Linked DNA regions of Homo sapiens: all the other regions are linked to region 1. Evidence: read pairs that join two places in POLR2A ChIA-PET (ENCODE). Cell type or tissue: Panc1. All regions are shown on one strand. Region 1 has its middle 2.1 kb from the start of SELENOV. Region 2 overlaps SUPT5H (SPT5 homolog, DSIF elongation factor subunit). Region 3 has its middle 16 kb from the start of LGALS13.

Region 1 (4,000 bases):
TACAAAAAAAATTGAAAAAATCAGCCAAGTGTGGTGTCATTCACCCGTAGTCCCAGCTACTTGGGAGGCTGAGCTGGGAGGATTGCTTGAGCCTAGGTGGTTGAGGCTGCAGTGAGCTGTGGTGGTGCCACTGTACTCCACCCTGGGTGGCAGAGTGAGACTGTGTCTCAAAAAAATAAAATAAAAAGGGCTGGTCACAATGGCTCATGCCTGTAATCCCAGCACTTTTGGAGGCCAAGGTGTGTGGATCACCTGAGGTCAGGAGTTTGAGACCAGCCTGACCAATATGGTGAAACCCTGTCTCTACTAAAAATACAAAAACTAGCTGGGCATGGTGGCAGGCACCTGTAGTCCCAGTTACTTGGGAGGCTGAGACAGGAGAATCGCTTGAACCCGGGAGGTGGAGGTTGCAGTGAGCCGAGATCATGCCACTGCACTCCAGCCTGGGTGACAGAGCGAGACTCCATCTCAGAAAAAAAAAAAGGAAATAGCTGAGGCTTCTGAGGCTTTGTAATTTATAAAGAAAAGAGGTTTATTTTGGCTCATGGCTCTGTAGGCTATACAGGAAGCACAGTGCTGGCATCTGCTTCTGCTGAGGCCTCAGGAAGCTTCCAATCATGATACAAGGTGAAGGGGGAGCAAGCACATCACATGGCAAGGGAGGGAGTGAGAGGGGGGTGCCAGGCTCTTTTATTTATTTATTTATTTGGTACAGAGCCTCCCTCTGTTGCTCAGGCTGAAGTGCAGTGGCACAATCTCGGCTCACTGCAACCTCCACCTCCCAGATTCAAGCAATTCCCCTGTTTCAGCCCCCCAAGTAGCTGGGACTACAGGTGTGTGCCACCATACCAGCTAATTTTTTTTGGCATTTTTAGTAGAGACAGGGTTTCACCACTTTGGCCAGGCTGGTCTCGAACTCCTGACCTCAAGCAATCTGCCTGCCTTGGCTTTCCGAAGTTCTGGGATTACAGAAGTGAGCTACCACGCCCAGTCTCAGGCTCTTTTTTTTTTTTTTTTTTTTTTTTTTTGAGACAGAGTCTTGCTCTGTCACCCAAGCTGTAGTGCAGTGGCACGATGATCTTGGCTCACTGCAAGCTCCGCCTCCTGGATTCATCCATTCTCCATCTCAGGCTCTTTTAAACAACCAGCTCTCGAGGGAACAAGGGAACTCACAGAGCGAGAACTCACTCATTACTGTGGGGAGGGCACCAAGACCTTCTTGAGGGTTTCGCTTCGAAACACCTCCCACCAGGCCCACCTCCAACATTGGCGGTCATTTCAACATGAGATTTGGAGGGGAAAAATATCCACACCAAATCAATACCCATATAAGAAGCCAGAGGCTGGGCACGGTGGCTCATGCCTGTAATCTCAACACTTTGGGAGGCTGAGGCGGGTGGATCACTTGAGGCCAGGAATTTGAGACCAACCTGACCGACATGGTGAAACCAACCCCGTCTCTACAAAAACATACAAAAATTAGCCAGACATAGTGGCGCTCACCTGTAATCCCAGTTACTTGGGTGGTGGAGGCACAAAAATCGCTTGACCCCAGGAGGCAGAGGTTGAAGTTAGCCGAGATCGTGCCAATACACTCCAGCATGGGTGACAGAGCAAGACTCTGTCTCAAAAAAAAAAAAAAAAAATGGCCAGGCGCGGTGGGTCACAGTGGCGGACCACCTGAGGTCAGGAGTTCAAGACGAGCTTGGCCAATGTGGTGAAACCCCATCTCTACAAAAATACAAAAATTAGCTGGGCATGATGGCAGTGCCTGTAATCCCAGCTACTCAGGAGGCTGAGGTGGGATAATTGCTTGAACCTGAGAGGTGGGGGTTGCGGTGAGCTGAGATTGTGCCATTGCACTCCAGCCTGGGTGACAGAGCAAGACTCCGTCTCAAAAAAAAAAAAAAAAAAAAAAGCCAGAGAGCTAGCTGGCTCTCTTCCTGCCATGTGAGGCTGCAAGAAGTTGGTGGTCTGCAACTTGCAAGAGGTCCCTCCCTAGAACCCAACCTTCTGGCACCGTGATCACAGACTTCCAATCTCCAGACCTATGAGAAATAAATGTTTAAGCCAGTTTATAGTATTTTTTTTAATAACAGCCTGAGCCAACTAAGAGAGTTGGGTTTTGCTGCAATAACAAATTTCCCTCAAATCTTACTGACTTACACAATCACAGGTTTCTTTTTTGTTCATGGCACACATCCAGGCCACCAGGCTTTTCGTTTTTGTTCAAGAGACATAGTCTTGCTCTTGTTCTGTCACCCAGTCTAGAGTGCAGTGGTGTGATCATAGCTCATGGCAGCCTCAGTCTTCTGGGCTCAAGTGATCCTCCTGCCTCAGCCTCCTGAGTAGCTGGAACTGTGGGTGCATACCAGCATACCTAGCTAAGTTTCAAGTTTTTTGTAGAGAGGGGTTCCTGGTATGTTGTCCAGTCTGGTCTTGAACCCCTGGGCTCAAGCAGTCCCCCTGGGCTCAAGCAGTCCTCTTGGTTTGGTCTCCAGAAGTGCTGCAATTACAGGCAGGGTTTTACCATGTTGGCCAGGCTGATCGTGAACTCCTGACCTCAGGTGATCCACCGGCTTGCTCTCCCAAAGTGTTGGAATTACCGGCGTGAGCCACCGCTCCCCATCAGGGGCTTTTTTTTTTTTTTTTTTTTTTAAATCAGTCTCTAACACTGGAACACTTTTCTGCTTCGGAAGTAAAACCATCAGGCTGTTAGACACAGACACCCCTCTCTTGGCTTCCTTCAAATTACTGAAAACAAGTCTCTCCACCCCCTACCGTACCAACCAACCAACCAAAGACTGGCCAGCACATGCTGTAGTCTCAGAACTTTGGGAGGCCAAGGTGGGAGGATTGCTTGAGCCTAGGAGGTCGAGGCTGCAGTGAGCTGTGATTGCACCACTGTGCTCCAGCCTGGGTGACAGAGTGACAGCCTGTCCTCCCAAAAAATAAAAAAATGTTTTAAAAAGTACATGTCTGATGTGCTTACAAAAAATAAAAGAAGATCCTTGGTTAATGGCCCTGCCCCTTACTCCAAGGCCATATTTGCTGTGCTCACTGTCTGGGCTCTAGTCCTGCTGCCTCCAGCTAACTCCTCCTTTACCTGGCTAACCCTTTGTCTCTTTATTAATGCCATAAACATTTATTGAGCACCTACTACATGCCAGATCTTATTCTGGGAGCTGGGAATACAGCAGTAAACAAGACGGACAAGACCCCATCCTTGAGGAGCTCACAGCTTGACATTCCTTCTCAAAGTGGTTAAGCCCCAGGATGCTGGAGCCTGACGGGTTGAGTTTGAATCCCAGCTCTGCCATTTAACTAGCTGTGGGCAAATGTTTAGCGCCTAGTACTGTAATAAATGTGAACTCTCAGCCGGGCGCAGTGGCTCACGCATGTAATCCCAGTAGTTTGGGAGGCTGAGGCGGGTGGGTCACTTGAGGCTAGGAGTTCGAGCCTGGCCAACATAGTGAAACCCCATCTCCACTGAAAACACAAACACTAGCTGGGTGTGGTGGCGGGCACCTGTAATTCCAGCTACTTGGGAGGATGAGGCAGGAGAATCTCTTGAATCCAGAAGGCTGAGGTTGCAGTGAGCTGAGATCATGCCACTGCACTCCAGCCTGGGCCAGAGTGAGACTGTTGCCGTGGTGCTCATCATCAGTCTCCAGATGTCAGTTGTCCCCTTTTCTAGTGAGCCGTCTCTGATTGCAGCAGGCTGACTGAACCTATTCTGGGATCCCACAGCTCCTGGGCTCCCTCATCCCTGCCCTGAACGCTCTGGGCTGTAGCCCTTTGGTAATGGGTATGTGTCCCCTACTGGACAGGGAGCCTGGTGAGGGCAGGGACCAGGGCTTTCCTGATGCCTGCTCTGTCCCCAAATTCACCCAGCAGAGAAGTGTGCACGCAGCAGGCACTCAGTACACATATGCTGAACACCTGAGTGTCACCGACAGCTGCGGAGGCACTGGGGCAATCTGTGTGTTTCTCAGCCTGG
Region 2 (4,000 bases), 62 kb before region 1:
CAGAGATCTCAGTCTCAAGGCAGAGGCAGTTTTATAGATACACAGTTACTGCAGGGGATGTTGAGGACGGTGAGAGCACATCCAAGCCCTGAGGTGAGCAGAGAGTGGTGGGGGCATCCTCCACTGGGAGGGAGGAGCCAGGTTTGGAAAGAGGCATCTCTGGGACCTGTCAGAGGGGAACTGATGACAAGGTTCCTAGAAATCAGCCTGTGGTCCTGTCATAGTTTGGGTTGTTAAAATGTGCTTCATCGTGGGCTAGTCGAGATTTGTGTTAAGCAAATATTTCTGAAGTCTTCTGTGCTTGGCCTTGGGCTGGGTGATGTTGGGGGACCCAGCAGTGCCTGAGATGGACTGGGCCCTACTATTGGGAGGCTCACAGTGGTCAGGGCTGTGATGGAGGGAGCCCAGAGAATTGTGAGCATAGAGGATGTGCCTGACTCTGCCTGGGGGAGAGGGGGCGGGGATGGCTGCCTGGAGGAGGAAGGTTAGTTTGGTTTTTTTTTTTTGTCTTGGTGTCTTGCTCTGTCACCCAGGCTGGAGTGCAGTGGCACGATCTCAGCTCACTGCAGCCTCCACCTCACGGTCAAGCAGTTCTCCTCTCTCAGCTTCCTGAGTAGCTGGGATTACAGCGGTGCGCCACCACACCTGGCTGATTTTTATATTTTTGGTAGAGATGGGGTTTCACCATGTTGGCCAGGGTGGTCTCAGAACTCCTGACCTCAAGTGATCGCCTACCTCGGCCTCCCAAAGTGCTGGGATTACAGGCATGAGCCACCACGCTAAGCCTTTTTTTTTTTTTTTTGAGACAGGGTCTCACTTTGTCACCCATGCTGGGGTGCAGTGGTGTGATCTCGACTCACTGCAGCCTCAGCCTCCTGAGGATCAAGCAATCCTCCTGCTTCAGCCTCCCAATGAACTGGGACAACAAGATTTTGCCACCATGCCTGGTTAAGTTTTGTATTTTTGGTAGAGACAGGGCTTTGTCAGATTGTCCAGGCTGGTGTCAAACTCCTGGGCTCAAGTGATCCTTCTACCTTGGCCTCCCAAAGTGTTGGGATTACAGGTGTGAGCCCCCATGCCTAGCTAAGGAGGGAATATTTTCGTTGAAGTGTGAATGGGAGGCACAGTTTTTTTTTTTTGGAGATGAAGTCTCACTCTGTCGCCCAGGCTGGAGTGTAGTGGCACAATCGCGGCTCACTGCAACCTCTTCCTTCTGGGTTTAAGTGATTCTCCTGCCTCAGCCTCCTGAATAGCTGGGATTACAGGCGCATGCCACTGCGCCCAGGCCCAGAGGGGACTTTTTATACAGAAAACCAGCATGGATGATGGCCAGCACTGAGAGAGTATGGTCCAAGTAGTTGAGTGCAGCTGAGGCCTAGTGTTGGGGAGGCAGTCCTGAATGGTGGGGAACGGGGAGAGGCAGCAGGCAGAGCATGTGCTTCTAGTTCAGGCTGGCTGAAGCTGAGCAGGGGAACAAATGGTCAGGTTCATGTTTTAGATTACAGTTTTCTAAGACTGTACCATATATTCTAGGTTGGGGATGATGAAAGGTGCTTTTAGGTGGAATAAGGACAAGACCTTAAGCTACATTGAATCATTTAGTGAGAATATTTCCTTTTCAGTTGTGTGTCTTATCTTGATTGGGTCATGAGAAAGTTTCATCTTAGTGCTACTGTGTCTTGAACGCCTCTGGGTGGGAGAACAGGCCTTAGGCTTAGAGCCTGCAGCAGGCAGCAGTATCTTGCTGGGTCTTAATAACATTGTTTTGCTTTTATCTTTATAGTTACCTTGTGTTTATGACAAACCTTCAAAAAGTTTTAAATTTTGAAACATTGCATAATATAAAAATGTTTTTATTTAAGAAGGTGAGTAGATTTGAAGAAAATACACATTGAGTATTATCTAAAATGCTTGGGACAAGAAGTGTTTCAGATTTTGGATTTTTTTTTTTTTGATTTTGTAATATTTGCTGTGGAGCGTTCCCTAATCTGAAAATCCAGAATGCTCCAGTGAACATTTACTTTGAGCATGACCTTTTTTTTTTTTTTTTTTTGAGACAGAGTCTTGCTGTGTCGCCTAGGCTGGAGTGCAGTGGTGCGATCTTGGCTCACTGCAACCTGTGCCTCCCAGGTTCAAACAATCCTCCTGCCTCAGCCTCCCAAGTAGTTGGGACTACAGGCGTGCCACCATGCCTGGCTAGGTTTTTTTTTTTTTGTATTTTTAGTAGAGATGGGGTTTCACTATGTTGGCCAGGCTGGTCTTGAACTCCTGACCTCAGGTGATCCGCGCGAGCCACCGCGCCCAGCCTGAGCATGACCTTTGAGCATTATGTCAGTGCTGAAAAAGTTTCAGATTTTGAAGCCTTTCAGATTTCAGTTTTTTGTTTGTTTGTTTTTTTGACAGTGTCTTGGTCCATTGGCCAGGCTGGAGTGCAGTGGTACAATCTCGGCTGAGTGCAACCTTCACCTCCCAGTTTCAAGCGATTCTCCTACCTCAGCCTCCTGAGTAGCTGGGAGTACAGGTGCCCACCACCGTGCTGGGCTAGCTTTTGTATTTTTAGTAAAGACGGGGTTTCACCACATTGGCTAGGCGGGTCTTGTACTCCTGATGTCAGGTGATCCACCCGCTTTGGCCTCCTAAAGTGTTGGGATTACAGGCATGAGCCACTGCACCTGACCAGATTTCAGATTTTTGGATTAGGGATGTTCAACCTGTATTAGGTAAATGGATTGTAGTAATGACATGGAAGAAGTCGTGAAGTTCATGAGTTAAAGACTGAAGTTTGGTATGCATCCATTAATGTTGTTTCTGGTATGGAAAGAGGGATTAGAGGCCAGGAGAGTAGGGAGGAGGCTGGGGTAAGGATCCAGGTGTTAGAGGGCAGTGTCCTGGCCTAGGCTCAGATATATGGGGCTGGGGGAAAAGGATGGGTTGGAGAAATGATGTTTACAGGCAGAAAGGATGAGGATTTGGTGCCTGTCGGTAATTGGAGGAGGCCATCACAGGTCTAGGGGAAGACACTGAGGTCAGTTTGGGACACAGTGAGTATGAAAGGGCTCAGAGGCCATCTAGGGGAGGCATCCAGGATGCTGCTGGTGCATGGAGGTCTTGAGTTCTGGAAAAAAGTGGGACTCTATAGACAGATGAGGACACGTGTCATCTCTAGAGACAGGAACTGAGGTCATGGAAAGTAAAATGGACAGGGAGAGAGGGCATGGAGGGAGAACAAAGTGGCCCTGGACTGAGCCCTGGTAATTGATGTCAGATTTGAAGGGGTTAACAGTAAGAGGAGCTTGAAGAGGAGCTGGTGGAGTTTTGAGAAAAACCAGGAGAGCATGATACGGCAGAAGCCAAGAGAGGAGCATTTCTCCAGGGAGGGCATGGTTGGGGTGCCAGATGCTGCTGGGATGGTAGGGAATACAGAATGGCCACAGAATTAGCAACAGGGGTGGCCAGTGATCTTCGTGAGCAGTGTGGACTAGAAACAGAGATGGGAGTCACTGTCACAGAGATGTCCACCACCGCCAAGGGAGAGGACGAGATGGCCTTGGGGAGTTGTAGAATGGGAAGAGATGGGCCAGGTGCTGTGGCTCACACCTGTAATCCCAGCATTTTCGGAGGCAGAGGCGGATGGATCACCTGAGGTCAAGAGTTCGAGACCAGCCTGGCCAACATGGTGAAGCCACGTGTCTACTAAAAAAATACAAAAATTAGCCAGGTGTGGTGGCGCACACCTGTAATCTCAGCTACTCAGGAGGCTGAGGCAAGAGAATTGCTTGAACCCAGGAGGTGGAGGTTGCAGTGAGCCAAGATTCTGCCATGGCACTCTAGCCTGGGAGACAGAGTGGGACTCTGTCTCAAAAAAAAAAAAAAAAAGAGAGAGAAAGAAATGAGGCCCAAGGACCAAGCTTCATCAAGCTATTATAGTTAAAGACTCGGTGGAAAGTGAGCAAGAGGTCTAGTGCAGGGAGAAGCCCGGGTCAACTCCCAGGGTTGCTTG
Region 3 (4,000 bases), 74 kb after region 1:
AGGAAGGGATTTGTGTGTGTGTGTTGATTGTGTGCCCCACAAGGGAGGGGCCTGCCCAACACTTCGTATGCTTTGCCCTCAGCAATCATTCAGCGCTGCAGATGGAATTCTACACTGGGACAAATGAGGTCTCAGACATTCCCTTCCATTTCTGAGTGCACTTTGGCCATTGTTTGGTCATTGACAGCCGTGTGTGGCCTGGACGTATGAGAGGAGCTGCAACAATGGGTTCTTTGAGAATGGCAAACCATTTGATCTGAGCATCTTGGTGCTGGACAATGAATACAAGGTGAATGCCCAAGGAGCTCCCAATACCTGGCCTTCTTGGGCTCTGAGAGCAGAAGGCAGCTCTCCCTGGCCTGGCCCCAGTAGTTGTTCAGGACCCATCTCTCATAACTACTCCTGCCCCGGGCACAGCACCCTCTGCTTGCACTGCCTTTCTCAGCTCTTTTCCAAAATCTGACTAGGATCAAGGTCATCACACCTAGGATTTCCCCCAAAGTGTAGAATCTCCTCAGTCTTTTCCCATTGTGCTCACTTCTACTTATGCAGTTATTTAAATTTTCACTTAGCTGAATGAATACAATATCCATAAGAATAAAATTGTTTTAGTCAACGAAAAATTAAGTCCTTCTTTCACTCCTGGACCCAATCTTATTCCTGGGAGCATTACCAGTGCTCTGCTCTCCTTCCACAGCAAATCTTTGCTTATGGAAACATATAGATCTATAATTTCACTTGTTTTTAAGAAAATCCCAGTATACATTGCTCTACACATTACACCTTAAAAACTGATTTGATTTGTTGTCAAAGAATATACCTTGAGGATCCCGTCTACTAATGGTGCTTCCTCAGTTTTTAAAGATTGCATAATATTGCATTAGAAGGATTACCCAAAATTACTGAACTTGACTGTTTTGATGGGACTTGAGGTTATTTCCAATATTTTGCTCTCACAAATGGTGCTGTATTAAGACTTCTAGTAATTTATTTTGTCATTATCCACCTCCCTTACTTATACTGAAAGATAATTACAAAGAAAAAAATAACTGGTTCAAAAATGTGTGTATTTTAAATTTAACAAATTGACACCTAGAAGGTTACTTTATAGCCTCAGTAATAAAGAATATGTCCCAATGTTCTGGCCCTTTCTAATGGATAGGCCAAAAGATTCACATTTTATTCAGATTCAAGTGAGGGATCTCTTTCTATGCTTAGAAGCTGTTCAAAATGATAGTCTATGTTTTGCAACACTTGTCCAATTGGGCCTCTCCAACAACACTTGAGTTTTATTCTTGGCCACCATCAGCCCGAATCTAGGCAACTCCAAAGGGAAAGTAGGCCATCAGCAGTGAATGGCAGTCATAGTTCACGGAAATGAAAGATATACATTCAATGAACATGGTCTAGCGTTAACCCTGTGTGAACCCCTCTGCAAGATGCAGGATTCAAGTTCATGAAACAGTCACTAGCCATGGGGATTTTCCAAGCTAGAGGGGAGGCTGAGCAAGCACGGACCATGTGACACAGAGTGGTAGAGCCTTGCTGGAAGAATGATATGAAACATTAGAAAGAAAGTAAGCAACTCTCTAAAATAAGCACAAATGTTAACATGTAAATAGAAGTGTGTGTCTTGGGTTCAGTTATATAGCTAGTAGTTTTCTCAGGGGATGTTGTAGGTAGTAGGACAGAGTGGAGAGGAGGCTGAAAGCTTGTTTGGTGGCATACTGTCTTTCTGATGCATTTTCCCTCTTTTAGGTAATAATAAATGGCCAACACTGTTACATCTTTGCCCATCTACTTCAACCATATTCTGTGAAGATAATGCAAGTGTGGAGAGATGTCTCCCTGACCTCAATGTCTGTCTGCAATTGAGGGAGATGACCACATCCCTCACTGTTGAGGAATGCTGCTTTTTTAAATTATATTTTAAGTTTTAGGGAACATGTGCACAACATGCAGGTTTGTTATATGTGTACACATGTGCCATGTTGGTGTGCTGCACCCATTAACTCATCATTTAACATTAGATATATCTCCTAATGCTATCCCTCCCCACTCCCCCCACCCCACAACATGCCCTGGTGTGTGATGTTCCCCTTCCTGTGTCCATGTGTTCTCATTGTTCAATTCCCACCTATGAGTGAGAACATGCAGTGTTTGGTTTTTTGTCCTTGTGATAGTTTGCTGAGAATGATGGTTTCCAGCTTCATCCATGTCCCTACAAAGGACATGAATTCATCAGTTTTTATGGCTGCATAGTATTCCATGCTGTATATGTGCCACATTTTCTTAATCCAGTCTATCATTGTTGGACATTTGGCTTGGTTCCAAGTCTTTGCTATTGTGAATAGTGCCTCAATAAACATACGTGTGCATGTGTCTTTATAGCAGCATGATTTATAATCCTTTGGGTATATACCCAGTAATGGGATGGTTGGGTCAAATGGTATTTCTAGTTCTAGATCCCTGAGGAATCGCCACACTGACTTCCACAATGGTTGAACTAGTTTACAGTCCCACCAACAGTGTAAAAGTGTTCCTATTTCTCCACATCCTCTCCAGGAGACCTGTTGTCTCCTGGCTTTTTAATGATTGCCATTCTAACTGGTATAAGATGGTATCTCATTGTGGTTTTGATTTGCATTTCTCTGGTGGCCAGTGATGATGATAATTTTTTCACGTGTCTTTTGGCTGCATAAATATCTTCTTTTGAGAAGCGTCTGTTCATATCCTTCGCCATGGAATCCCTCTTTCTATGTGACCACAGAATCCCCAGAGCCTACTGACAGCATGGTCTCTCCTCACCCTTTCCCCTGCACTTGGTCATTAAAACATCACCACACTTCCCAGGATTTGGTTCTTGCTTTAATGGGGAAAGAGGAAGTCATCATCCTCAAGAAGGCCCAAGGAACTTTATGGGAGGCATCCAGAAACCAAAGTGGATAAACCTTCTTGTGACTCCGGGAGTGACAAGGTCCTTAGAATGTCTTAGAAGTCATTATGTACGGCATCTTTCTACAGCACATTGTTGACATCAGAGACTCTGAGACAAATACCTTACCCAATCTTAGATGACTCACTGCACTGAAATGTTAGGTAGCTGTTTAAAGCCTCACAGGTGTACCTCGAGGCTTTGGGGAGAAATTTTGTAACTTGAGGACAATCTGGTGGAATTTTCTAATTATTTCCATTGTTCTCAGGATATTTATTGTGTAATCACGGTGCCTGGCTTTGTACAGGCTACCATGCAGAAACTTTAGAAACAGACACACTTCCCACATGAAAACTTCAATCCAAGCAATAGTTAGAGAATCACAAGAGTCCCAAGATTTCCCTTAAAGAACCCCAATTGTTGATGTTTAAAAATAATAGCGAGATTTTTCTGATGTAAGTGGCAGAATCCTTGAATTTCTATTTAAAAATAAATGGTTATGGTTTTAGATCAGAAAATATGTAGTTTATTGTTGGGATGAACACAATTCATACATATGGACACAGTGAGCAGACCTTGCTTTGTTGCTGTTTCACTAGGCATTGCAGCACAGCAAACCTCCCAACACATGTTGGCTTAGAGCAATCTTTTCTTCTGATCTTGCTCAGTTAACTGGACTCATGTGGGTGGTAGATCATGTAGTGAAAGTGACGTTTTCTGAAGGATATTTCAGGCTGTGATTCCAGAGGATGCTTCACTCATGTCTGACTCAACACTAGGGCTGGGCGAACACCTGGGGCTGGCTGGTTATTTCCTTTCCTACCTCACCTCCAAATTCATGCCTTGAATTCCCTCAAATCATGAGAGTCTCCTGTTTCTTGGACTGAATGATGATAGGCTTCCACCAAAGCAAGCCTCCCAAAAGGCTCAGGAAGAAGGTGCAAGGTATCATAGGACCTAGCTTTGAAAGGCAGACAGTGTCACTTCTATGACATTATATTGATCAAAGTGAGCCATACACACAGCCCAAATCAAAGGAAGGGAACTTCATAAGCTGTGGTTATT

What was found. ChIA-PET counts read pairs that join two places held together with the same protein. Peaks named below come from ENCODE experiments on the same cell type or tissue, not always from the same donor. Only the 100,000 strongest peaks of a DNase experiment are listed, where the experiment ranks them.
Region 2: POLR2A ChIA-PET joins it to region 1 with 13 read pairs; 16 of 35 experiments call an interaction of 5 or more read pairs at or near these places.
Region 3: POLR2A ChIA-PET joins it to region 1 with 15 read pairs; 2 of 35 experiments call an interaction of 5 or more read pairs at or near these places.

What each region holds. Positions count from the first base shown.
Region 1 is chr19:39,511,009-39,515,008 of GRCh38, forward strand. No RefSeq gene overlaps it. Among named protein-coding and RNA genes, the nearest start is that of SELENOV, 2.1 kb to the right of the region's middle. In Panc1, no CTCF peak of the experiment used is centred here; a DNase peak (open chromatin) is centred at 2,218; H3K4me3 peaks cover 360 bases; H3K27me3 peaks cover 959 bases.
Region 2 is chr19:39,449,154-39,453,153 of GRCh38, forward strand. All of the region lies in intron 2 of SUPT5H (SPT5 homolog, DSIF elongation factor subunit), which reads left to right. Among named protein-coding and RNA genes, the nearest start is that of SUPT5H, 5.6 kb to the left of the region's middle. In Panc1, no CTCF peak of the experiment used is centred here; no DNase peak of the experiment used is centred here.
Region 3 is chr19:39,584,606-39,588,605 of GRCh38, forward strand. No RefSeq gene overlaps it. Among named protein-coding and RNA genes, the nearest start is that of LGALS13, 16 kb to the right of the region's middle. In Panc1, CTCF peaks have their summits at 1,433, 1,634, 2,765 and 3,828; no DNase peak of the experiment used is centred here; H3K27me3 peaks cover 3,154 bases.